Linked DNA regions of Mus musculus: regions 2, 3 and 4 are each linked to region 1. Evidence: chromatin contacts called from ENCODE Hi-C or POLR2A ChIA-PET data. All regions are on one chromosome and are shown on one strand. The core of a region is the stretch at or near the end of the contact, and the rest is flanking DNA. Distances in the headings are between cores, read along the strand shown. Region 1 holds the start of Pan2 (PAN2 poly(A) specific ribonuclease subunit). Region 2 holds the start of Apon (apolipoprotein N). Region 3 holds the start of Stat2 (signal transducer and activator of transcription 2). Region 4 holds the start of Cs (citrate synthase).

Region 1 (5,807 bases), core at 2,474-4,973:
GTGAAACATTTCCAGCATCTGAGAATTAGCTCGGTTTGGGGGAGAAATGATTTGTCTACCTAGGACAGATATAAATGGAATAAAGGAATTGGGAGGAGGATGCATAAGGGAGTCCTCGTTATTTTGTGCAGTGTCTCTCTTTTGCTACATCTGCTCAGAGTCCTGAGAGTCCTCACAGGTAGGAGATAAAAGGTGAGAAGAAAGATACGGAAACGAAGATGAGGTGGGAAGAGATTGACAGAGTGAGTTGGAGGCACAGGCTCTCAGCTGTTTTACTTCCTGGTGCTTTAGCAGTTGAGTAGGAAGTGGGGTTGGTGTGGCGACTCCAAAGTGGCTAGCAGCTGGAACCACTTCCAAGGCTGCTGCTGACCTAGAGCTTCAAGAAGCCCTTGACGTCAGCGTGGGGTGGGGGGGCTCAACCGTTATGCAAATCACATTCAGAAGACACTCCTAGACAGGCCTTTCCAGACGAATGCCCAGACTCCAAATCCAATTGAAGTTTCCCCAGGTGGTTAATGACTATAGCTAATAATGATGGCTAATTCGTATCTAACTCTCACTGATCTAAGCATTTTACGAGCATTAATCTAAGTCTCAGTAAATTCTACGTCGTGCATATTATATCATGGATTTACTGGGGAGACTGAGGTGCAAAGATAAGTCGTTTAACAAAGACCTCATAGCTGGGAAATGGCTAGCTGTAGCGCCGAACACAAAATTCTACTTTTAAAAATTGTTTAAAATTATTATGTGTGTGCAGGTGCATGTGTGCCTCGGGATGCCTGTGGACATCAGAGGACAGCTCTGTCCAGACAGCCCTCTCTTTGTACCTTTGTGTAGGTTCCAGAAATTGACCACGGGTTGCTAGTCTTCCAACCTGGCTTTGTATTCCACACATGCTAGGCAAGTGTTCTACCAGCCATTGAATCCCCAGGAATAAAAACATAAGCACTACCGCACCTAGTTTATCTTTACATTGTCAGTCTTTGTTTGTTTGTTTTTCAAGACAGGGTTTCTCTGTATAGCCCTGGCTGTCCTGGAACTCACTTTGTAGATCAGGCTGGCCTCGAACTCCCCAGTGCTGGGATTAAAGGCGTGCACCACCATGCCCAGCTTTTTTTTTTTTTTTTTTTTTTTTTAAGATATACTTGTTTATGTATATGATACACTGTAGTTGTCTTCAGACACACCAGAAGAGGTTATCAGCTCCTGTTACAGATGGTTGTGAGCCACCATGTGGTTGCTGGGAATTGAACTCAGGAACTCTGGAAGAGTAGTCAGTGCTCTTAGCCGCTGAGCCATTTCTCCAGCCCTGTATTTTGAGTCTTCTAACTTAGCTTTAGTAACAAGGATTATAGACCTGTATCAGGCTCAACCCATATTCTGCAGTTTAGTTCCTTGTTTTTGAGACAGTTTCTTGTTGCCCAGACTGGTTTCGGAATGACCTTGAGCTCCTAATCTTCCTGCCTCCACTTCCCAAGCGCTGGGGTTACAGGTGTGCTTCGCTCCATGTAAAATTACTGTGTCATTATATTGGATACTGTGAGGAAACTCAAGTGGAAGTAGATTTTGATTCATAAAGTAGTTTATTGAGTGAGGTCTGATGGCACCCTTCTGTATACCCAGTTCTGGGGTTAATATGAAGGGAGGATTACAAGTTCAAGTCTAGTTTGGACTCCTTACTGAGAATTCAGCTCAACAAACCAAAAAGTAACCGATTTACTCCAAGTATCTCAAGCTCCTTAACTCCCGTGGTCTGTGAGGTCTCTTTCAATTATGAGTCTTTAATATGGAGATTTCTGTGTAGGGACTGTCTGGGTCTCTTAGCACCTAAGTCCTTGTATGAAAATTTAAATCTAAGGACCAGCGAAGCCAGAGATCCTTTGAGTTAGGTGTTCTCTATTTTGATGTAGGATTTCTTGGTGTGTGGAATACCCAAGTGCCTATGTCCCCCTTGCCCACCCCATTACTATTTTATTTTGTTTTTTTTTTTTTTTTTTAGATAGAGTTTCAGGTAGGCTAGGCTGCAGAACATCCATAGATGAAGTCCCGATGCATCTGCCTCAGGGTTCTTTCTTGAAGTTCTACTTGCTTGCCTTTATTGAGAGAGAGAAAAATCACACACACACACACACACAGAGAGAGAGAGAGAGAGAGAGAGAGACAGAGGGACAGACAGAGACAGATAGACACTTAAATTTATTTATTATGTATGTGTGCCACAGTATGAATGTGAAGACAACCACATTGAGTCTCAGGGATGGAACTCAGACCCTGACAGTTGGTAGCAGTATCCTTACCTGCTGTACCATCTTGAAATCCTCTTTCACCTTTTTGAAAAGAAATACATTTTTATTTGGATGAGGGGGGTGTTTTGAGACAGGGTCTCACTGTCTAACCTTGGTCGGCCTAGAATTCACTACGTAGACCAAGCTGTCCTCAAATTCACAGAAATCCATTCTGCCTCCTGAGTGGTGGGATTGCCATCCCACTTAGCCTGGTTTTTGTTTGTTTGAAACAGGGTCTCATGTAACCTGACTAGCCTGGGACTTGCTATATAGAAGAAGCTAACCTTGAACACTAATCCTCCTGCCTCAGGATTACTGCCATTACAAATATACCTCCACTATGCCTGGCCCAATAAATGCTTTAAAAGTTTTATTATTGGTGTTTATTATTGGTGAGAACTTTCTTCCACAGGCACCTGTTGAAAGGGATATTCACCATGTAGCCATAGCAAGCCTGGTCCTTACTATCTATGTAGCCTAGGCTGGCCTCGAATTTGTAAGGGATTCCTGCCTCTGCTTTAATAATGCAGGTATTGTAGGTATGGACCACTAGTGGCACAGGGCCTTTAAAAACAGAGATGACAGAGCTGAGTTTGGGCAACCTAAGACATCTCACAGCCTGGACCAATTCCAAAGCAGTTTAGTACACAGCCAGTACCCCCAAATATTTTAGACACGGTGACACACTCTCACAGGAGAGGGAGAGGCAGTAGGATCTCTTAGTTGGAGATTAATCAAGAACCCCTCAGAATAGCTACAGCTCAGTTGACTCAGTTTACTGTTTATCTCTCTCTTGGGGTCAATGTCCAGCTCCACGGTCTAGGGGAATTTTGACAGTCTAGGAGACTTGTTTCTTGGGAAAATTAGGGGACCTCTGGGGACGACACAAACATTGATGGGAATTTCAGATGGATGCCTCTAGAAATAGAGAAAAGGTGGCCACTTGGGCCACACTAGAAGTCAGGCTCCCGCTTCCTTTTTCTTCCCCACATCTAGAAGTCATAGGAAATGCCAGTGAGTTTCGGGGGTACAGGGTCAGAGGTATTGGAATGGCTCACAGGCACAGCAAGATGAAGGTCTATACGCCGGGAATGATGAAGGCCACGCTGGGAATACCCACCGGGCGAGTCCCAGTGCTTAGCCTCTGGCGCCCCTTTAGTCTAGTTCTTATTCAGGGAGCGTAAAAGCTTGGCTTCAAAGTCTAAAGTTAATTTTGCTTAACAAAGCCTGAGAGCGAAGGGATTACTTTTCGTAACACCAAATAGATCCGCGCCTGATTCAGTTTGTCCCCGGTGGCATTCCGTAACCTTGTTTTGGCGGAGGCTACGTCACTCTCCTTCTCAGGCGCTGCCTGTACCTGGCTTTTTCTGATTGGCTGGGATGAGCCCGTGGCCCCCGCTGATTGGAAGCGATGGCTGCCAATCCACCGTCCGTCTTGCTTGGGTTAGGTTGAGCTAGAGGCGGGGGAGTAGTAGGGAAACTGGAATTTCCCGCGGAGCTGACGGCGCTTTCTCTACCCCCTACTCGTTTGAATTCCACGCGCTCCAAAATATCCGCCATGGAGAAATCTTGGTAATGACCCATTCCCCGTAAGCATCCCAGGAACACGTCTTGACCTTTGCCCTAATCCTTCCCCTCCCGTCCCCTGCGCTGGGGGAGAATTCTGGGTAACCAGTTTCTCTGGTTCGCTCAAAGAATTCTGGGTAGCTATCCGTTTCCATTACTTCCCCCTTACCCCCGCCCCGTTTGTGGGTAACTGGCCGTTCTTGTTACCCACCCCCTGGAGAATGCTGGGTAACCACTGTAAAGGATTCTGGGAAACTGGCTTGTCTTGCCCCCTTCACCGCCCAGCCCCTTTGTCTCATGTCCAATTCTAAGAAACAAGCATTTCAGAGCTCTCCCCCGAACTCCAGCCCCTATCAAACCCGCTCCCTTCACCTTGTGGTTCAGGAGAAAGGGAAGTCAAGAGTTAGATCATTTGGTGGGCTGGCAGGGAACTTAGGAAGTTTAGAGGTGCAGAGTAAGGGACACTGTCATGCCACTCACAGTACAGCGTTGCCCTTGTCCTCTTCATGCATGCTTCCGTCTTTGCCTGGCAGTCTCATCCCCTCTGCCTACCTGATTGTCCTGTCCACATAGAAGATACTTCCAGTACCTAGGCCTATCCCTGACTGCGCTGCCTCTTTCCCTTGCAGGCCAGAATGTCCATTCTAGGTTCACTGGTGCTGTCCTCCTGAAGGCTGGGTCACTTGTCTGTAGGAAGCGTGGCAAGGGAGGGTGTGACTCCGGTCTGACCAGCGGCCACTATCGTCATGAACTTTGAGGGTCTGGATCCTGGACTGGCCGAATTTTCCCCAGCTATGCATTCTACCCTGGACCCAGTCCTGGATGCCCACCTGAATCCAAGTTTGCTACAGAATGTGGAGCTAGACCCAGAGGGAGTGGCCTTGGAGGCTCTTCCTGTCCAGGAGTCAGTGCACATAATGGAAGGTGTCTACTCTGAGTTGCACAGCGTGGTGGCTGAAGTGGGAGTGCCTGTGTCTGTCTCCCACTTTGATTTACATGAGGAGATGCTGTGGGTGGGGAGCCATGGGGTAAGAACTATACCCCTTTCTGAAGGCTGAAAGGGTGTATTAGAAATCTTTATCTGGTCTTTGCCCAAGGACAGCTCTTTGCAGGTAGTCAAAACTGAGTTGAACTGATGAGAGTTAGCTGGGTCTTTCAAACCAACAAGGGAGTGGAGAGATTAACTACATATTTAGTTTCATAAGGCATTCCACTCTGTCAGTTCTCCTATCACTACTGTGTTTTTGCGACAACATCTCTCTCTATAGTCCAGGCTGATCTAGAACTCACAGCAGTCCTCCTGCTTTTGCCTCCAAAGTGCTGAGTTTCCTTGTATGTAACCATATCTGACTGTTGTTTATTGTTTTTGTTGTGTTGTTGTTTGTTTATTGTTTTTAAAGACAGGGTCTCTCTATCCCAATCTGGCCTTAAACTTTATGTATAGCCAAGGATCGTCTTGAATGTCTGATCCTCCTGCCTCTATCTCCTGAGCGCTGGGAAGATAGACACCAAACCCATATTCAGTGTATGTTGCTGAGATAAACCCCGAGGCTTTTTGCACAGCAGGCAAGCACTGAACTCACTCCTACAGGTCAAATCCTGGTTTTGTTTTGTTTTGTTTTTTGTTTGTTTTTTGTTTTTCGAGATAGGGTTTCTCTGTGTAGCCCTGGCTGTCCTGGAACTCACTTTGTAGACCAGGCTGGCCTTGAACTCAGAAATCTGCCTGCCTCTGCCTCCCGAGTGCCTGGTTTTGTTTTAAGATAGGGTTTTGCTGTGTAACCCAGGCTGGCCTCAGATTTACAACCCTAACATCATCTCCAGAGTGCTGAGTTTATAGGGGTATCACCAACCAAGCTCAGCCCATGTTTTGATTAACTATATCCATCCCTTAGTTTATAGCCATCCATACTCTTTAATATTTTACCCAATTTAGAATTGGGAATGGGGTCGGGG
Region 2 (5,807 bases), core at 1,458-3,957, 49 kb before region 1:
CTCACAGGCTAACTTTTTACATGGCCCAGATCCTTCCCTGTATTCATTGCTAATAGCTGTATTCACAGTGAATGTGACCTGGTGTAGCACTGAGCTAGGTGCTGGGTGTAAGTCCAATTCACAACTCCTGTGGGTCATTCCTGGTTGGGGGGGGGGGTCATGCTTACTCAATGACTGATAGAGCAGAAGAGTGGCCAGAAAGGCCGGTCCTCCCTGGCAGCGATCTCACCTGCTGTGTACCTGTAGGAAACCTTCTGGAGAATTCCAGCCAAACTGAGCTCCACCCAGCTTCGGAGGGTGGCTGCTTCTTTGAGTCAGCAAGAAAACGAGGAGGAAAGGGAAGAGGAGCCAGAGCCAGGAGTCCCCGGAGAGCAGGGTCCCAGTGAGGAGCACCGGACAGAAGCCCTGAGAGCCCTTCTGTCAGCCCGTAAGAGGAAAGCAGGCCTGGGGCCTACAGAAGGTAAAGTGCCATGGCCCCCGCTTGGTGACTTACTCTGTGCCACCGTGTGGCGTGAGGGCTGTTGAGACGATGCAGGGCCGGTTCCCGACTGTGTCTTACATCACTGCAGAGGAGGCCACTGGGGAGGAAGAATGGAACTCAGCGCCCAAGAAGCGGCAACTGCTGGACAGCGACGAAGAGGAAGATGATGAGGGGAGGAGGCAAGGTAGGGACTCTTGTCTTCAGTGGAGACACTGGCCATTTGCCTTATCCTTTTACATACTTAGATGCTTTCCATTTCTGTCTCTTACCTGTCATTCCCATGGCAGCAGTGTCGGGAACGCCAAGAGTCCACAGGAAGAAACGGTTTCAGATTGAGGATGAGGATGACTGAAAGCCAGATGTGTTTGACCGATGTGAGTTGGAGGCACAAAAGCTACTTTTGCCTGCGTTGGAAGCAATCTTCTCTACATTGACAGCCCAGGAATTTTAGGCAGCAGTGTTGGGTGGAGTCTTTGCGGTCAGTCCTTGCCCCAGGTTCATCAGCGTGCACAGCCGGTCTCTGGGTCCGTCTCGTAGCAAATGAAGAGTGGCGAAAGGTTCAAGGTGGCTTGTCCTCCTCTAAGGACTGCGTCTTGGCTTCTGACGGGGAGCTTTATAACCCAGCACGGTTGTTCATTCTGTCCTCACAAAGCACTGGATTGCTCCCATTTTCTTTCTTTCATCCCAGGACACATGATTGAACCCGTTTCTACAGTTGAGGGAGAGCTGGGATGCACCACTCTCAAGCTGACAAGCATCCCTGATTTGTGTTTCATATTAAATGTGTACAATTAACAGTTGCTCATCTCAGAGCGGCCAGCCAGCCATCTGTTGTGTCTTCGGAAGAACTTTTAAGAGTAAAATTAAAAGACATGTCCTGAACTGAGCTTGGTAGTGTGAGCTAATCCCATCGTGTGGGAGACAGAGGCAAGAGAATTGCCATGAGGGAGAGGAAAGAGTCATATAGCCCTACGCGTGGGCCAATAAATGTAATTTAAAAAATCAGCTTGATAATAAATATAATTTTTAAAAAAAGAGACTTTTGTTGTCTTCCTCCTCCTCTTCCTTCTCCTCCTCCTCTTCCTCTTCTTCCTCCTCTTCCTCTTCTTCCTCTTATCCACAAGTAACAAGATGCTTCATCTTGCTGACCACAGGGTACATGCCTGTTGGTTCAGCTCCTCATGAGGCTTTGATAAAATCTCAAAAAAAATCCCTTTTACCCACGAGTCTGAGACTGTGTCTTGAAACAAAACAGGTATGGTGGTGGCTCATGCCTATAATCCCAGCACTCTGGAGACTAAAGCAAGAATACTTAGACTATATAGGAAGTTAGGCCAGCTTAGGTTATAAAGTGTCCAAAAAAATTAGAAGGCAGCCAGAAGAGTGATGGTAGCTCATACCTTTAATCTCAGCACTTGGAGGCAGAGGCCTTGTGTTCAAGGCCAGCCTGGTCTACCTAGCTCCAGGGCAGCCAGGACTATCTCAACAAAAAAGTAAATAGGGGTTGGAGAGATGGTTCAGTGGTTAAGAACATGTAAGACTCTCTCCAAAGGAGTAGAATTTTTAGTCCTTGCAACCATGTCAGGTGGCTTACAACTGGCTGTAACTCCAGCTCATCTGGCCTCTGTGGGCATTCGCCTTGAATCCCAGCACTTAAAAGGCAGACACAGGCATATCTCTGAGTTTGAGGCCAGCCTGGTCTACAGATTGAGTTCTAGGACAGCCAGGGCTACAAAGAGAAAGCCTGTCTTGAAACAACAACCACAAAAACCTTACCAAACAAACAAAAAAAACAATAAAGGTAAAAACTCAAAAGACTGCTCTGGTAATAACTTGATTTGATTTGCTGTAGGTTCTATTTTTCAAATTTTTTGATTGGGAAATCTTTAAAGTAAACATGACACATGGACTGGGAATGTAGCCCAGTTGGTAATGTGCTTGCCTAACATGCATAAATCCTTGGAGTTGATTCCCAGTACCACGGCAACTGCACCTGGTTGCAGATTCCCATAAATCCCCGTACTGGGGTTATAGTGGCAGAAGGATCAGAATCCAAGGTCATCCTTGGCTAACTAGTTGAATTCCAAGCCAGCTAGGGCTACAGAAGGCCCAGTCTCAAAAGAGAACAAACTTTCCACTGCCTAGAGGCTACAGAGACTGGACTATGGTCTAGGGACCGCCTAGCCACAAAGGAGGAGCCTTGCCTGTCAGGATGGGGCAATAGCTGGTCAGATAAAGTCTACCCAAAGAGAGGTGGTAAATACTTGTTTCCAGTCATCACCTACAAGAAGTTAACCTCTGGAAGGTAGCCGCTCCAACTAGGGACCTACTGAGTGAGACAGAGAACCACTTCATTCCTCTGCTGCTTGCCAGACAGGTGAGGGTAACAGCCTCTAAGAGGCCCCCTCTTATGTCCAGGGAAACTGAAGTCTCTAATGACCAGGACTCTACCAAACTCTGACCATTCTTGGTGCCTGTTCCTGTTGAATATTTGCGCCCTCCTCACCTGAGCTCTGCTCCTTCACAACAGGGCTGTCCTGTGGACCCACCATGATCCAGGCTGCATTGCTTCTTGGCTGTATCTTACTGTCCCCGGTGACCGCCTTTCCGTGGAAGACGCAGAATGGCAGCCTGCCAGCCGTCACAAGAACTGAACCCACATCAAATGTGCTCCCCAACAAGATTCCTCCTCCAACCCCCATTACCTGTCGGGACCTCTTGTACACGGTGCTCCCCGCTGCTCCTCTGTCTGAGTTCTTGTCCCTCTTAGCCCTGAGAGTTGTCCTGGAAAACATTGGCTGCCCTGCCGAGGCCTACAGTCTGCAGCTTCGGATCAGTGAAATGGGAGGAAAAGACAGCGCGGAAACCCTGGTCCTCCAGAGTCAAAAGAGTAGCCAGGAGGAAGGGATCGGCAACAATGAAGTCATTCTGAGGCATCTGGTGCCATCCCCTGGGGATATGAGGAGGGTCCGGCGCTCAGTTACCCTGCCTGAGGCGTGCACCTATGAACCCGGGTGGGTGTTGTACGATATGGCCCAGGTGCTGCTGGAGACGGCGAACAAGCTCCCTCCTATTGACCTAGTAAGAGAGTTCAAGGCCTCTGTAGTCAATGTCACCCAGCACTGTACCATGGAGTCTTGGGAAAGTATGAATGAAGTAGCCAGGAGGCTGATGAGTAGCCCAGAACTTAAAGACGCCAAGATTCCCGTTGAAGATCGAGTATACCTCGTTGCTCAGCTTGCAGTCGTTTTAAAGCGTATTTTTGTGAACCTTGTGTGGGAATATTTTCAGACCTATTTTGGATAGACACGGCCTCCTAGGCATGGAATGAACTTTCTCATAGCCCTTTAGTAGGTGTGCACACAGCAGCTGCCCACGGTGTGTAGCTAGACGCTGGCTGCATTTTACAAATTCATACATTGTCTTCCTTTGATCCTAATGTGTGAAGACACTTGATATGACTTCAGTCTTTCAGTTTCTAAATGCTATGGGTATTGCAATTTCCCTCTTTAATACTTTTTAATTCCTTGCTTAATGCTTTTTAATTTCCCAGCTGAATTCTGGGCCTTGGTTGTATTCATATTGTTTTGGGATATTAAGGAAAGGAAGGTTTGTTGTTTTGTTTTGTTTTGTTTTTGAGACAGGGTCTGCCTGGGTAACTCTGTCTATCTTGGAACTCAGAGATCCACCTGCCTTTGCCTCCACCTGCTGAGATTAAAGGTGTGCACCACCATGTCTGTATTTGTTCTGGTATTTTGAGATTGTCTTGCTTTGTGGCCATTGCCCTTACTATATAGCCCAGGCCAGCCTCAAATTTATGGGACTCCTACTTCAGCTTTCCAAGTGCTAGAATTATAGACCTGTGCCCTCACTTCTGTTTTTGTAGTGTTGGGGTTGAACCCAGGGACTCAGGAATACTAGACAAGCCGTTCACCACTAAGCCTACTTCTGTTAATTCTTAAACTGATGAGACAAATAAAAAGCTGCTTCTATGTTGAACTCACTGATTTGGGAGCTTTAAGGAAGTTTAATATAAATTCATAGCTCCAGCTGGCCCAGAACTCAGTACAAAATTCATGCTAGCCTTGAGCTTGGAGTGGTCCTCTTGCCTCGGGCTGAAACGTTCTTGCCTGACTTCCAGGATTTCTCGACTGGGTTTCTGTGGTTCCTTCTGTACCTAGAGAGGGCTGTGCGGGGGGGACACAGAGCACATTCCAATGTCTTGAGCCAAAGATTTGAGCAATGCGTTCAAATGGGCACATTCTTGTAGAGAAACAGCCATTTCACATATTCATGGGACTGGGGGCTAGATAGGGTCCACACCTCTTCGAGCTGTCTCAGCTCTCGCCAGTGGGACCGCACAGGACTCTGGGGATTCCTGTCACCTATGGAAGTGGAGCAGTGTAGTGATGGACACACACCAAGTCAAACAGTTGTCATTCCCGTTTCCTTTTTAATTTTTTTATTGTATTTATTATTAATAGAGTGTGTGACGATGTGTGTGAACATGTGGTTGTATGGGCCGGCACTCCTGAGCCACAGAACACGAGGAGGTCAGGGGTGTGTGCAAGTCAGAGGACCGCAGTCATGAGTCACTGTTCTCATTCCCTGTGGGTTCTAGTGACTACACCTCCGTCCCCAGGAGTGACGGAGGCACTTTTACCTACTGAGTCATCTTGGCCACCCCCAACTCTCACTTCTTGGGCCTAGCTTAAAAGGAACAAAAGCCGAGGGTTGATGGTTGAGATATTGTACCAGACTACCATCTGAGCCAAATTGCTGCAGACCCTGCTTGCAAAGGACCACCATAGCTGGGCTTATTGATGGCTGACCTTTCCTGACAGGAGAGACAGAAAAGGTCACAGGCCCTCATCTGAGTATCTAGCCACTCCTCCCAGACAATTACAGGTAATTCGGCCCTACTTGTACATAGCCTCAGAATTTCAGGGAAAGGTTAGAGAGTATTAGCTAGGAGCTGTAGAAGAAGGGGTTGGGGGGATGGGAGGAGTAGGGGGCGCATCTAAGCAAAGTGGAGAACCATCACCCTTGCTGGGGCCACTGCTTTAGGGTCACCCATGTTCTGTAAGTAACCCTAATAAACTCATTTAGCTCCCAGAGTTAAATTGGTGGAATGGGATGTTGGTTTGTCACTGGGACTTTATGAGGACAGATGTTGCCTCAATTGAGCCCTAGGCACTCTTCAGACCATCGCCCAAGGGAAGCAGTTTGGGAGCTGGTGTCATACTGCATGGCCTGATCCAGCTAGGCCTCACCTAAGACTCCTGGCCTGCAGTCACCACCTCCTGCTGTATTTATTGCCATTTCT
Region 3 (5,807 bases), core at 948-3,447, 33 kb before region 1:
ACAGCCAGGACCACACAGAGAAACCCTGTCTCGGAAAAAAAAAAAAAAAAGTCTTCACAAAAGACACAACAAAATAACATGGATGAAGATGTGCCAGTGGATTTGAAGTCTCTGAAGACCGTCTGGTGAGTATCGATACAGCCCAGCCGTCTAAACGTGGCAGTCCTCAGTAGACTCTGTCCTTGTCCCAAATTAAAGCCAGGTGACCTTCATGGAAGATAAGATCAATGTCCTCACTGTTGAACCTTTCTGTCCCTGGCTTATTTGCAAAGGCCCTGGCCAATGTCAACATTGGGAGCCTCATCTGCACCACAGGGGCTGATGGGTTTGCTCTAGCAATTGGCCCAGCCCCTTTCACCTCAGCAGCCCCAAATATCTCTCCTATTCATAGGGCAGAGAAACAGGAGCAGGATTGTGGAACTACCGAAGCTACCCAGGGACTCTTACTTCTCAATGGCCGGACTGTATGGTAATCTGGGTCCCCCATAAGTGGGTGGGCATTAAATGGGGAGGTCACTCTGACCTAGAAATGACAGAAATTGTGCTGCACTTCCCATATCCTTACCCCTTTGCTAAACAGAACATAAGCTTGGAGGTAGGTGGTAGATTGGGGGTTCCCTGAATCTTGGGCTCCCTGCAGACTATAACCTTCAAAGACATGGTCTGCATGTTTTGGGGTTCTCCCTTTTTCCAGGGTGCTCAGCTCCTGACATGCATAGCCTCCGACTCATCCTGATGTCAATCCAGCTGCTTTGCTATCTCCTGCTGTGTCCTGTGGATGCCACTTCACACGGAGAGGCAACCAGTGTCTCTACGGTGCTCCCTCCCTCGAAGTTGGGATACCAGATGCAGACCTCAGACAAGCCCTTGTCCTGCCAGATGCTGCTCCCCAAGTCCCTGCCTGGCTTCACTTACATGCCCCCTGTCTCCAAATTCCTGGTAGGCCTGGCTCTAAGGAATGCTCTGGAGGCAGCTGGCTGCCAGGCTGAGGTCTGGGCTCTTCAGCTTCAGCTTTACCGATTAGGAGGTGTGGAGGCTACACAAGCCCTCATCCACCATCTCCAGGAGCTCCAGAAGAGTGGACACACAGACCGGGAAGTGTCTGTGGATGCCCTGTCCTCTGCTCTGCAGCTCTTAGCCTGGGAGCAGCCAGGTCCAAAGAGGGCCAAACGTTCGATTTCCAACACAGACTGCGACAATGATCAGGAACAGAGTGTCCACAATGTGGTTGACCTACTACCAGCAGTAGGCACCTACTACAACCTAGGCACAGCTTTGTATTACGCCATTAAGAACTGCTCTGACAAGGCCAAGGAACGAGGTCGAGATGGGGCCATAGATCTGGGTTATGATCTCTTGATGGCCATGGTAGGCGCGTCAGGGGGCCCAGCTGGTGCGGTGATCACGGCTGCTCTTAAGCCAGCGATGAAGGCTGGGGTTCAGCGGCTGATCCAGTATTATTATGATGAGAAAGAGGTGACCACCCCTCAGCCAGAGGTGACCACCCATCAGCCAGAGACCGGAAAGGATGCCACCACAGATATCGGTGTTGTGGAAGAAATAGCCATGTCTAATTTTGTGTCAGAAGTTGAAAGTACAACTTCTAACTGGGAGTGGCCTTTATTAAAGAACTATGGTGTCTTGGCGTACAAGAGATAGTAACAAAACAACCAATAAGTGGAAAATTCTGACAAGAGAAGTGTAGATGGATGGATGGGTGGGTGGATGGTTTGGGATACTGTCATCGCTTGCCAGTAATTTCCTTCTTGAAACTTAGATTTTTACACTCTAATGGGGCTGGCTAACTTCCACCTGAACAAGTGATTATAGAAATTAAAAAGCGTTATCATGAACCCACAGTATTTATCATTCATATCCTCAAAAATACCTTATTACCTCAGCTCTTCCCTCCCTATCCTAAGGGACGCAGGTCCCACCCTTTCTATGGAGTCCTAGGTGCCTTCACGCACCCTGGTTTCAGTTTCCTTTCCCTAGAACTCACGGTTCGGTTCGGGTAAATCAGCTGCTAGAATTCCTGGCTAAGACTTTAGTTGGGCTCCGCCCGACTAGGGGGGCGGGAGCGGGCACTAACGAGCTTCTCCCTCTCCGCCAATCACTGAAGTCGGCGGTGTGGTTTCAAGCAGCTTGTCCAGCCCAGCGCTGAACGGGGTTGTGTTTCAGCCAATGAGAGTGACACGCGGGGAGGGCGTGGCTAAGCTTTCGGTCGCCCCACCGATCCCGGAACGCCGAGCGTCCACAGCCGGGTGATCCATTCCGCCAGCCGGGTGACCCATTCCGCTGTTCGCTATCTTGGTCCGCCGGAGTCGGGGGAGGGTGGAAAACGGGTCCTTGAACCGCTTGGAGAATTGGAAGTTGCAGCGAGAGCACTGGAAGGAGCGGCACTGGACCCTCAGAAGGTACAGGCCCCGAAAGGGTGTGCGGAGCGGGGCGGAGGTGCCAGCCGGTTCCCGGGAAGGGCTGCTGCCCCGGGTGATGCCCCTGTAGACAAGGCTTCTGCTCTCTGGCTGAAGTCGAACACCCTGCAGGATGCTGCACCGCTGCACAGTTCTACTTCTCAACCCTGTCGACTTCCTTCCAAAACTCCTCCGCAACCCTTGCAGCTGCTCTATGTACCCATTATGATCCTTGTCATAAGCCAAAGCTTTAACCTCTGCTCTGCGAATCTATTTACTTATTTGTTTGCTTCCTTATTATATTTTTAAAATTTGTATGCATGTTGTGTTTATGTACTAGGTGCGTGCCTGAATTGGCCAGAAGAGGGCCGAATTTACTAGGACTGGAGTTAAGATGGTTGTGAGCAGCCATGTGGGGGCTGGGAACCGAACCCAGGTCCTCTGGAAGAGCAGCCAGTGCTCTTAACCATGGAGCCATCTCTCGAGGCCCTTTACATAATTTTTGATCCTTGCACAAATAAATAAATAAATAAGAAAGACATCCTTGATCATTATGTGTGTGTGTTTGTATAATATATATATATACACATATGTATATATATATATTATATACATATAATACATATAAACTATAGTCCTAGAGGTGAAACTGTTTGCTTAAGGTTACACACAAAGTCTAGTTTATTTCAGAAAACCTTATTCAGTGCAAAACTGATATCGGAGAGTGAAGCCAACTAGAGAAAGTACTTTGTTGCAGCCCCTATAGCCTACGTGCAGTTAGTTCACTTAGGCAGACTTTGGGTGTGAGGGTTGAGACAGGGTTTCTCTGTGTAGCCCTCCTGTCCTGGAAACTCAAAGATCCACCTGCCTCTTCCTCCCAAGAGCTGGGATTAAAGGTGTGCACCAACACCACCCGTCAAGTTTTTGTTTCTTAGAAGCAATACAGGCATATAATTTAAAGAGTCAAGTACCCGTTTGGAGCTGTAGCTCAACCAAAGCTTTCACAGAGAGTAAGGCACGAGGATCAAGGATTGCAAGAAAGCTAAAATGAAAACAAACATTTTGTTTGAAGAGAGATTGGATCAGGGCTATGGAGATGGTTCTTCAGTTAAGAGCACTGTCTGCCCTCCCAGATGTCCTGAGTTCAATTCCCAGCCATGGTGGTTCACAACCATCTATAATCCTAGAGTCCTATAGGATCCAATGCCGCTTCTGATCTGTGGGTGAACATGCAGACAAAACATCCAACATATACATAAAATAAAATTTTTAGAAGGAGAATAATTGGATCTCCTGCCCAATCTCTTCCCTTCTCCATTCCTGCCTTTAAGGAAAGAAAGTCAACGCCTGGACTCTAGGTGGCAATGTTTGCTCTGTAGTAGAATCATGTGACCTTTAAAGAACACTTGTGTTTCTTCTAAGCTTTTCAGCTCTAGGTACAATAAGAGTAAGATTTTTATTTTTTCCTTTTTATTTATTCTTCTCTCATACATCCTGACCATATCCTCCCTTTCCTTCCCTTCTCCCAGTGCCCCCACCCCATCTCTCCTCTCCTCCAGATCCCCTGCCTCTCCCCTGTCAGCAAAGAGAAGGTCTCCCAGGGGTATCACCCAAACACGACATAGCAAGATGCAGTAAGACTAGGCACAAACCTTCAGATCAAGGCTGGCCAAGGTAACCCAGGAGGAGAAGAAGGGTTCCAAGAACAGGCAAAAGAGTCAGAGACACTCCACTCCCCCCACCCACCCCACACACAAGCTAAACAATCATGACGTATTTGCAGAGCACTCATCTCAGAGTGTTGCAGGCTCCATGATTGCTGCTTCAGTTGCTGTGAGCCCCTATGAATCCTGCCTCGTTGATTCTGTGGACAGTGTTCTCATGGTGTCCTCACCCCTTCTGCCTCCTACCGTCCCTCCTCCCCCTCTTCTGCATGGTTCCTCCCCCCCCCCCCCGCCCCCTGCCAAAAAAAAAAAAGCAATTAAATGATTCCTAGTGATTATTCTGCTGTACTCAGATCAGTGTCTAGGGGCTTCCTGTGGCAGCTGGTGGGAGCAAGATGAAGTAGTTATTTATTTATGTATTTATTTCATGTATATGAGCACACTGTGGCTTTCTCCAGACACACCAGAAGAGGGTGTCAGATCCCATTCCAGATAGTTGTGAGCCACCATGTGGTTGCTGGGATTTGAACTCTGGACCTTTGGAACAGCAGTCAGTGCCCTTAACCATTGAGCCATCTCTCCAGCCCCATGATGAAGAAATTTTAATTCCCATTATAGATAAGGGACAGCATCAAGAAGGGGAAAGTGGGCGGGCACACATGGCTCTGCCTGCTTTGTGGCAGGGAAAACAGTTTTTTTTTTTTTTTTTTTAGATTTATTTATTTATTATATGTAAGTACACTGTAGCTGTCTTCAGACACTCCAGAAGAGGGCGCCAGATCTCGTTACGGATGGTTGTGAGCCATCATGTGGTTGCTGGGATTTGAACTCCAGACCTTCGGAAGAGCAGTCGGGTGCTCTTACCCACTGAGCCATCTCACCAGCCCGGAAAACAGTTTTATATGAAACTTCTGGGTCTTCACAAACTTGGCAATTCACCCAAAGACCAGGAATTTCACAGAAGTCATAAAAATGCCCCAGTCTTTTTTTTTTTTTTTTTTTTTTTTTTTTCCCTGAGACAGGGTTTCTCTGTTTAGCCCTGGCTGTCCTGGAACTCACTCTGTAGACCAGGCTGGCCCCAAACTCAGAAGTCCACCTGCCTCTGCCTCCCGAGTGCTGGGATTAAAGGAGTGTGCCACCACGCCCGGCTAAAAATGCCCCAGTCTTAAAGATTGAATAGCTCTTTGCGTGGTACTTAAGGCACCTTAAGGTATAGGTCTTTGCCTGGAGGTGGGCAGTTGGTAGGTGTCTTTCCTTATCTGCCCCTAAGGAAAGCTTCAGGGCCAACAAAAATCACTGATATTCAAGACCAACATGGCTCTTTACTGTTTAGCTTCAGCCTAGCATAAACAAATACAAACTCACAAAATCAATGGAAATTAAGTGGATGAGCTAGGTGCCATTAGTGGAAATACCATTTGTTAAGTTGGATAATATGTAGGTTAGCAACCTTTACACTTTTTTTTCCTTTGAAGCTGGGTCTTAGTCTTGGCTGACCTCAGATTCATTATGTATCTCAGGCTGCCCTCAGTGCTCCTGTTTCCAACTGCCAAGTGTTGGTATGACAGGCATGTACCACAGGACTTCTACTGATACTTTTGTGTTTCAAAGTTACTACTAAAATAAAAAGTGCCACCTGTTGCAACTATTAAATAGTATTCCCTAGGAAAACTGCAGTAAATTATAACAACAATTACTTTTTGGAGAGAAAGGAAAAAGACCAAGATTG
Region 4 (5,807 bases), core at 1,346-3,845, 34 kb after region 1:
ATGGCCCTTGGCCGGACATTTTATCTGAGTTGCCTTCTCTTTAAAGGTACTATTACCTACATATTATAGAGTTGCAAGGATTAATTAAGGTGACTCATGCACTATAGTTAGATAGTGACTTGAAACAGTAAGCACTGCATTGTAGCTTTGTTCAGCTAAGCGTGGCAGTGTGTGTGTGCCTGGGATCCAGGAGGATCACAAGTTCTCCACCAACTTAAGCAATTTAGCGAGATTTTTTTTTTGCCTCAAAATAAATTTAATTTTTCTTTTAGATAGGATCTCTTTATATACTCCAGGCCATCCTTGAACTTACTGTGTAGCCAAAGATGACCTTGAACTCCAGAGTTTCCTGCTTCCACCTCCCAAATGTTGGGGTTATAGATACATGTGCCATTCCTGGTTCCTCACCATTTTTAAAAACAGGGCTTTGATGTAGCTCATGGCTTAGCATATGTGAGACTCATGTAACCATATACACGTTCCTGTACACACACACACATACAGAGAGAGAGAGAGAGAGAGAGAGAGAGAGAGAGAGAGAGAGAGAGAGAGAGAGAGAGAGCAAACTACTGTCTACTGTCTACTGAAGTTTGTTTACCTATAGGAGATAATGTTAAGACGATTCTAGAGCCCGAATTCTCCCACTTGATCTTGACCACCAGGGGGCACCGTTGTCCCTGAGCATTTTGAATCTTCCCAAGGTCACAATTATGTCAAGTCTTTTCTGTGGCCCCTTCCTGTTCTCATGCAGGTATATTTGGACCTAGAGTTTTCTTAGCTGTTATATTCATGCCAGTCTTAACTTTCCCACCTATGTTCAGAAAGAAACTGTAGGGCTAGGGGTGTGGTTTGATGTTTGAGTATTAGTAATAGCATGTTACAAACCGCATTCACTCCCAGCAATGAGGGACAGACTGATACAGACTCAGCTTTTGGGCGAAACCACTTAACCCCCTTCATCTCTGGGCTTTCACATTGATTTTATAACAATGGACATCAGGATTAAATAACTTCAAATAAATAAAAATTGGACGTTAAAGTACAGAATCCTATCAAGGGGCTTAAAAAGGATGGCATTCTCTCTGTAGTTATTAAAACTCCAGTTACCATTATGGCCACCCAATAATTGTCCCTTCAGCAGCCTCACCTGATGGGGACAGCCTCTGGTTACTTACGGCACTGGAGTTCAGGCCTCTGATCTGCTAGCTAGTCTCTGTGGATAATTAACTATGGGGGAAGGAACCAGGTCAGACTATTCTGGGGTTATGAGGAAACCCCATGTGAGATGCTAAATTGGGAGCCAATATTGATCAGTGAAGCTTTGAAGTCCCCGGGGAGGTGGTCTAAGGTTATTGCTTCTCAAGAGGCGCAGCTTCTCTTGATAAAGTTCTCTCATAAGAACTACCTGACTTCCAAGCTAGAACAACACTACTGGGCAGATATGAATATGTATATGAGAAAACTTGAGGAAATAGGGGTTTTCTTTCTCTTTTCCAAGTCTAAGCCACAAACTACATCCTCTATAAACAAGGACTATCTGAACTTGGCTTACATGGATACTGAGACCTCTGCACTTTGTTACTGTCATGTGGTGAGATAAAAGGATTGTACATTTGAGGCTTGGTGGTTACAGATAAGGTGCTCTGATCATTGGGTCAGCTTCTCTCCACCCTTAGGCCAATTTCACAGTAGGCACAGGAAAGTACAGAAGTTCTGAGGTGTTCTACCCCGGGGCATTTAAGAGTGATGTGTAAGATCATTAAATCCTTGTGTCATTCACTGCAATGTTTTCTGAGGGAGAAATAAGAGAGAGAGCCAAGTAGGATAAACGTCCTCGAGTCCTTTGGAAATACTGTGAATGATGGGACGAAAAGAGAGTGTCTAACACCTGATCTTGAGTGGAGAGTTGCAGCTCCTGATCCTGTGTCTGAGGTGGGCTGGCTCTATGGGGTTTTATGATATGGGGTTTTATGAAGAATGTCAGAATCATAAGGCCCAGGACCCAAAGACTGAAAGGTTCCTTCATATTAAGGGGGCTTTTGTAAGACTTAGACTCCATATAGTTCACAAACATCACTAAACATTCAGGCTTCTGGTTTTGCTCTTCTCCACATAACGGGGTCAGTATCTGTAATTTCAAGATTTCTTCTGTTCACAAATGACCATCAAGCAACTAACTCTGGCATCATAGCGGGCTTTCTGCGTGATGTCACCTCCACGGCCATGAAGTCATTAACCAAAGACATTCTTTAAGAAAGCATGCCAAGCAGGTAGAGGAAGTGCAATGGTCAGTTGCAGTGTTCAGTGACCTTCAAACGTCGCGTGCTGGAGCTTTATCTTCAGCATTCTCCGGAGAACCCGAAATGTGTTAAGGGCAAAGGGAAAAGCCAAAGAAGGAAGTTAACTGAGTTCTCAGGCACATCCTTAGACACCTACAATCCCTTTCCCACCCACTCCTAATTAGCCTAATCCGTACGGTCCAATCCTCCCCGCGATAACATCTGTCAAAGGCTCAGATCCCGCCCCTCTTCCATTTTGGGCCAATGGTCGAGGCCGGGGTGGGTCGCCGGAGGGGGGCGGGCTCAAGTTTCGGGCAGAGGGCGGGGCCTCGCCGAGGACCCTGGGCTGGGCGCCTGTGCCGGTTTGTCTACCCTTCCCCTCAGCCGCCTCCTTTCAACCTTGTCCGCCGGTTGGCGCGGTCTCCATCACAGCGGCGACCGCTCCTGTTGCAGCTGTAGCTCTCTCCCTTCGGTCCCTTCCCGCCAGGTCCCGGAGTTTCGCCCGCCATGGCTCTACTCACTGCAGCAACCCGGCTCTTGGGAGCCAAGGTGAGCTTAAAGGAGGGAGCGCGCCGTGGCGCGCGGGGTGGGGCTGAGGCGACCGCAGGGCCTCCGGCACCGGCTCTCCCTCCCACACCGGAGCGCAGCCCTCCGCGCCTTAAAGGGGCCCGACCCTGGCGAGCCGCCAACCCTTCCCAGAGCTCCTAGGCCATGTGCTGCGTGCCCTTCCGGCTAAGGTGAACGCTGCCGGCCCCGGCCTGCAGCCCCCGGCGGCCGGGAGGCCCGCCTTCTGTCATATCAAGTATCCAAGGTGCAAGCGAGGGATGCAGGGCCCTGGCTGCAAGGCCAGAGAGCAAAGATGTGGCGTGGTCCCCCGAATTAGGGAGAGAACTGTTGGAGGAGGAGTGGGGGATGTATAAATATGCTCACTTGGTCACTGGGGCTAATTTGGGCTCTGCTTTGTAGGGTGAGTCCTGTCAGGACCTGTTTCTTTCCTCACTGTAATTGAAGCCTGTAAGTGACCCCGCCGTTTTAGTTTTGTTAGGGGACTAGAGCCCCCCAGCTCCTCTTTGTCCTTGGGACTCCTGCACTTAATGTATATAGGAGGAGCTTGAATAGGGTGGGGCATTTCTGTTAAACCTGCTGATTATGTATCACATCAGGCTCTAGGTAGAACCAGAAAGGTTGTTCCTCCAAGCTACAGGCCAATAAATGAAGACAGGCGTGAGGTAGTAACACCAAGGTCACATGACTCAATTCTACTACCTACCAGGAGTACTTCCCCTTATTCCCTGGCGGCCCTTTAATTTGATGGTTTGCCTTTTGAATTCTGAAGTTCAAGTCCAAGTAGGGATAACTCTTAATTTCACGTTATCACTACTTTTTTGCTCAGCATAACTTGGGCCTTTAAACAGAGACCCAGCTATGCTGAGGGAATTTCAGCTCTAACCCAAGTGGGGACAGTCCCACAAATGACCTTGGCTTCTGTTTTAGTTTTAAAGGAACTAATAGGTTTTTCTCATCAGTAGATAGTTTGAAGCAAAGTACACCTGGAGGAAAGAAAAGACTTAGAATGGTATTAACTTTCTGTGTGAGATGCATAGTTGTCAGATGTACCACAAAACTTGTAGGGTTTATCTTGGGGCTTTTCTGTGTCTGGCAACAAGGTAGAGACTGGTTATTTGGTAGACACTTGTCTTACTTGGCTGTTGCTACTGCTGCTGCCAGGGAACTGGGTAAGGAAACCTCTTGGGAAATGAAGCAAGTTCTAGACGGTGTTTGGCAGAATGGTGGACCTATAATTAGATCGGTTCAGGAGCTGCTAACCCAGACCAGATAGTCTAACACAACAGTGAACTTGAAAAAGCCTTTGGTTTTACTTTTTTTTTAGTTTATCTTGCTTCATAAAGCCCTAGGAAATGTCATAATGCTTTGGGAGGGTGACTGGGCCACATTTGTGTTGTCATTCTTTACTTTTATGTTAGAAGTGAAGTTGAGGATCCCAGAAACTTTGCTAGTCTTTTGTACTCTGTTGGTCAAGTTGCTTGAGTTGCTTGAATCTCAGTGTGCCTTGCACTGAGCATGATGGTACGTGGCTGTAATCCCAACACTGAGGAAACGGAGACAGTGGGTACATAGTAAGTTTGAGGCCATCCTGAGCTACCTGCTTCTCCCAAGAGGTGAGGCTTACTCTTGAAATCAGCAAGGGCAGCCAGGTGGTGATGTCACACACCTTTGCCTGCAATCCCAGAGGCAGGTGGATCTCTGTGATCTGGAGCTGGAGACCAGCCTGGTCTACAGAGTGAGTTCCAGGATAGCCAAGACGACACAGAGAAACTTTGTATACAAAAAACAAAAAACAAAAAACAAAACAAAAAAACCCAAAACAACAACAAAAAAATCAGCAAAGCCCAGAAACAGGACATGGGGACTCTCAACTGTAAAACAAACACTGGGAGGCTTAGACAGGAGGATCATTACAAATTCAAGGACATCCTGGGCTTCACAGATGCACAGACTGCACAAGTGTGAGTGATTGCTGTGTAAGCATAAGGATTGAGTTCAAATCCCTACCTCCACCTAAAGGCCACGTTTAGTTACATCACCTATGACCCTTATTGTGCTGCGGTCGAGGGAAGAGTGGAGTCAGATGGAACCTCAGGGTATCCTTTGCCAGTCAGTCTGTCAGGAACCAGGTTTTAAGGAGACTTTCTATTCAGATTTTAATAATAAGGTGAAGACCAGTGGAGGAAGACACCTGAAGTCACAGACACACAGGGAATGAGAACAGCAACAATAAAACAAAAACACAAAACTGTCAAAGTCTAACAAAGTTAAGGAGTAGAACCTGGAGAGGGCCATGCAGCATAACTGGGAGTCTGGGGAGCCTTTCAGCATATCAGCATTGCTCTTATCTGCCTAAGCTTTCTAAATTAGACCCGTTCCCTTAGTCATTGGTGACCAGTTTTACTTTTTAATACTAAGAGACTTTAAAGACTGGTGGTGGTGCACATCTTTAATCTCAGCACAAGGGGGCGTAGAGGCAGGCTGATCTCTGAGTTTGAGGCCAGCCTGGTCTACAGAGTTCCAGGATGGAGGAAGCTACACAGAGAAACCCTGTCTCAGAAAGAAAAAAAAGTGGGGCTGGAGAGATGACTCAGCAGTTAAGAGCACTGATTGCTCTTCCCAAGGTCCTGAGTTCAAATCCCAGCAGCCACATGGTGGCTCACAACCATCCTTAATAAGATCTGATGCCCTCTTCTGGGGTGTCTAAAGACATCGACAGTGTACTTACATATAATAGATTAAAAAATGTTTGACCCGGAGCAAGCGGGGCAGACAGAGAAGAAAAAGTGTGTGAAGACAGCTACAGAGTGCTTACATATAATAGATAAATAAATCTTTAAAAGAAAAGAAAAGAGAAGAAAAGAAAAGGCTGAAAATAATGGAGATGGAGGTCAGTGATTTGCCTCAGTGATGTGCAAGACTCTGGGTTTATACCCTTCAGTGTGTGTGCCTGCAACTAAT

The links. Hi-C counts contacts between places; a loop is a spot of excess contacts on that map. ChIA-PET counts read pairs that join two places held with the same protein, here RNA polymerase II (POLR2A).
Region 2: POLR2A ChIA-PET joins it to region 1 with 14 read pairs in Patski. The contact joins the promoter of Apon here to the promoter of Pan2 in region 1. POLR2A ChIA-PET finds 5 or more read pairs at or near these places in 3 of 5 experiments (Patski and embryonic stem cell).
Region 3: a loop to region 1 is called in a map of left cerebral cortex, with 2.7 times the contacts of the local background. The contact joins the promoter of Stat2 here to the promoter of Pan2 in region 1. A Hi-C loop is called at or near these places in 2 of 37 maps with a recorded cell type or tissue (heart and left cerebral cortex). POLR2A ChIA-PET finds 5 or more read pairs at or near these places in 4 of 5 experiments (Patski and embryonic stem cell).
Region 4: a loop to region 1 is called in a map of left cerebral cortex, with 6 times the contacts of the local background. The contact joins the promoter of Cs here to the promoter of Pan2 in region 1. A Hi-C loop is called at or near these places in 2 of 37 maps with a recorded cell type or tissue (heart and left cerebral cortex). POLR2A ChIA-PET finds 5 or more read pairs at or near these places in 4 of 5 experiments (Patski and embryonic stem cell).

Annotation. Positions count from the first base shown.
Region 1 is chr10:128,299,612-128,305,418 of GRCm38, forward strand. It overlaps Pan2 (PAN2 poly(A) specific ribonuclease subunit), which reads left to right and starts at 3,724. Exons shown (of 26, transcript NM_133992.3): 1 at 3,724-3,860; 2 at 4,484-4,882. The coding sequence starts at 4,601.
Region 2 is chr10:128,251,424-128,257,230 of GRCm38, forward strand. It overlaps Apon (apolipoprotein N), which reads left to right and starts at 2,708. Exons shown (of 2, transcript NM_133996.3): 1 at 2,708-2,858; 2 at 3,012-4,478. The coding sequence starts at 3,032. The coding sequence ends at 3,787. It overlaps Timeless (timeless circadian clock 1), which reads left to right. Exons shown (of 29, transcript NM_001164081.1): 27 at 247-460; 28 at 570-665; 29 at 769-1,518. The coding sequence ends at 833.
Region 3 is chr10:128,268,301-128,274,107 of GRCm38, forward strand. It overlaps Stat2 (signal transducer and activator of transcription 2), which reads left to right and starts at 2,198. Exons shown (of 24, transcript NM_019963.2): 1 at 2,198-2,417. It overlaps Apof (apolipoprotein F), which reads left to right and starts at 399. Exons shown (of 2, transcript NM_133997.3): 1 at 399-469; 2 at 695-2,950. The coding sequence starts at 712. The coding sequence ends at 1,659.
Region 4 is chr10:128,335,132-128,340,938 of GRCm38, forward strand. Cs (citrate synthase) reads left to right here and starts at 2,596. Exons shown (of 11, transcript NM_026444.4): 1 at 2,596-2,828. The coding sequence starts at 2,787. It overlaps Gm51822 (a long non-coding RNA gene), which reads right to left. Exons shown (of 2, transcript XR_003949053.1): 2 at 2,008-5,807.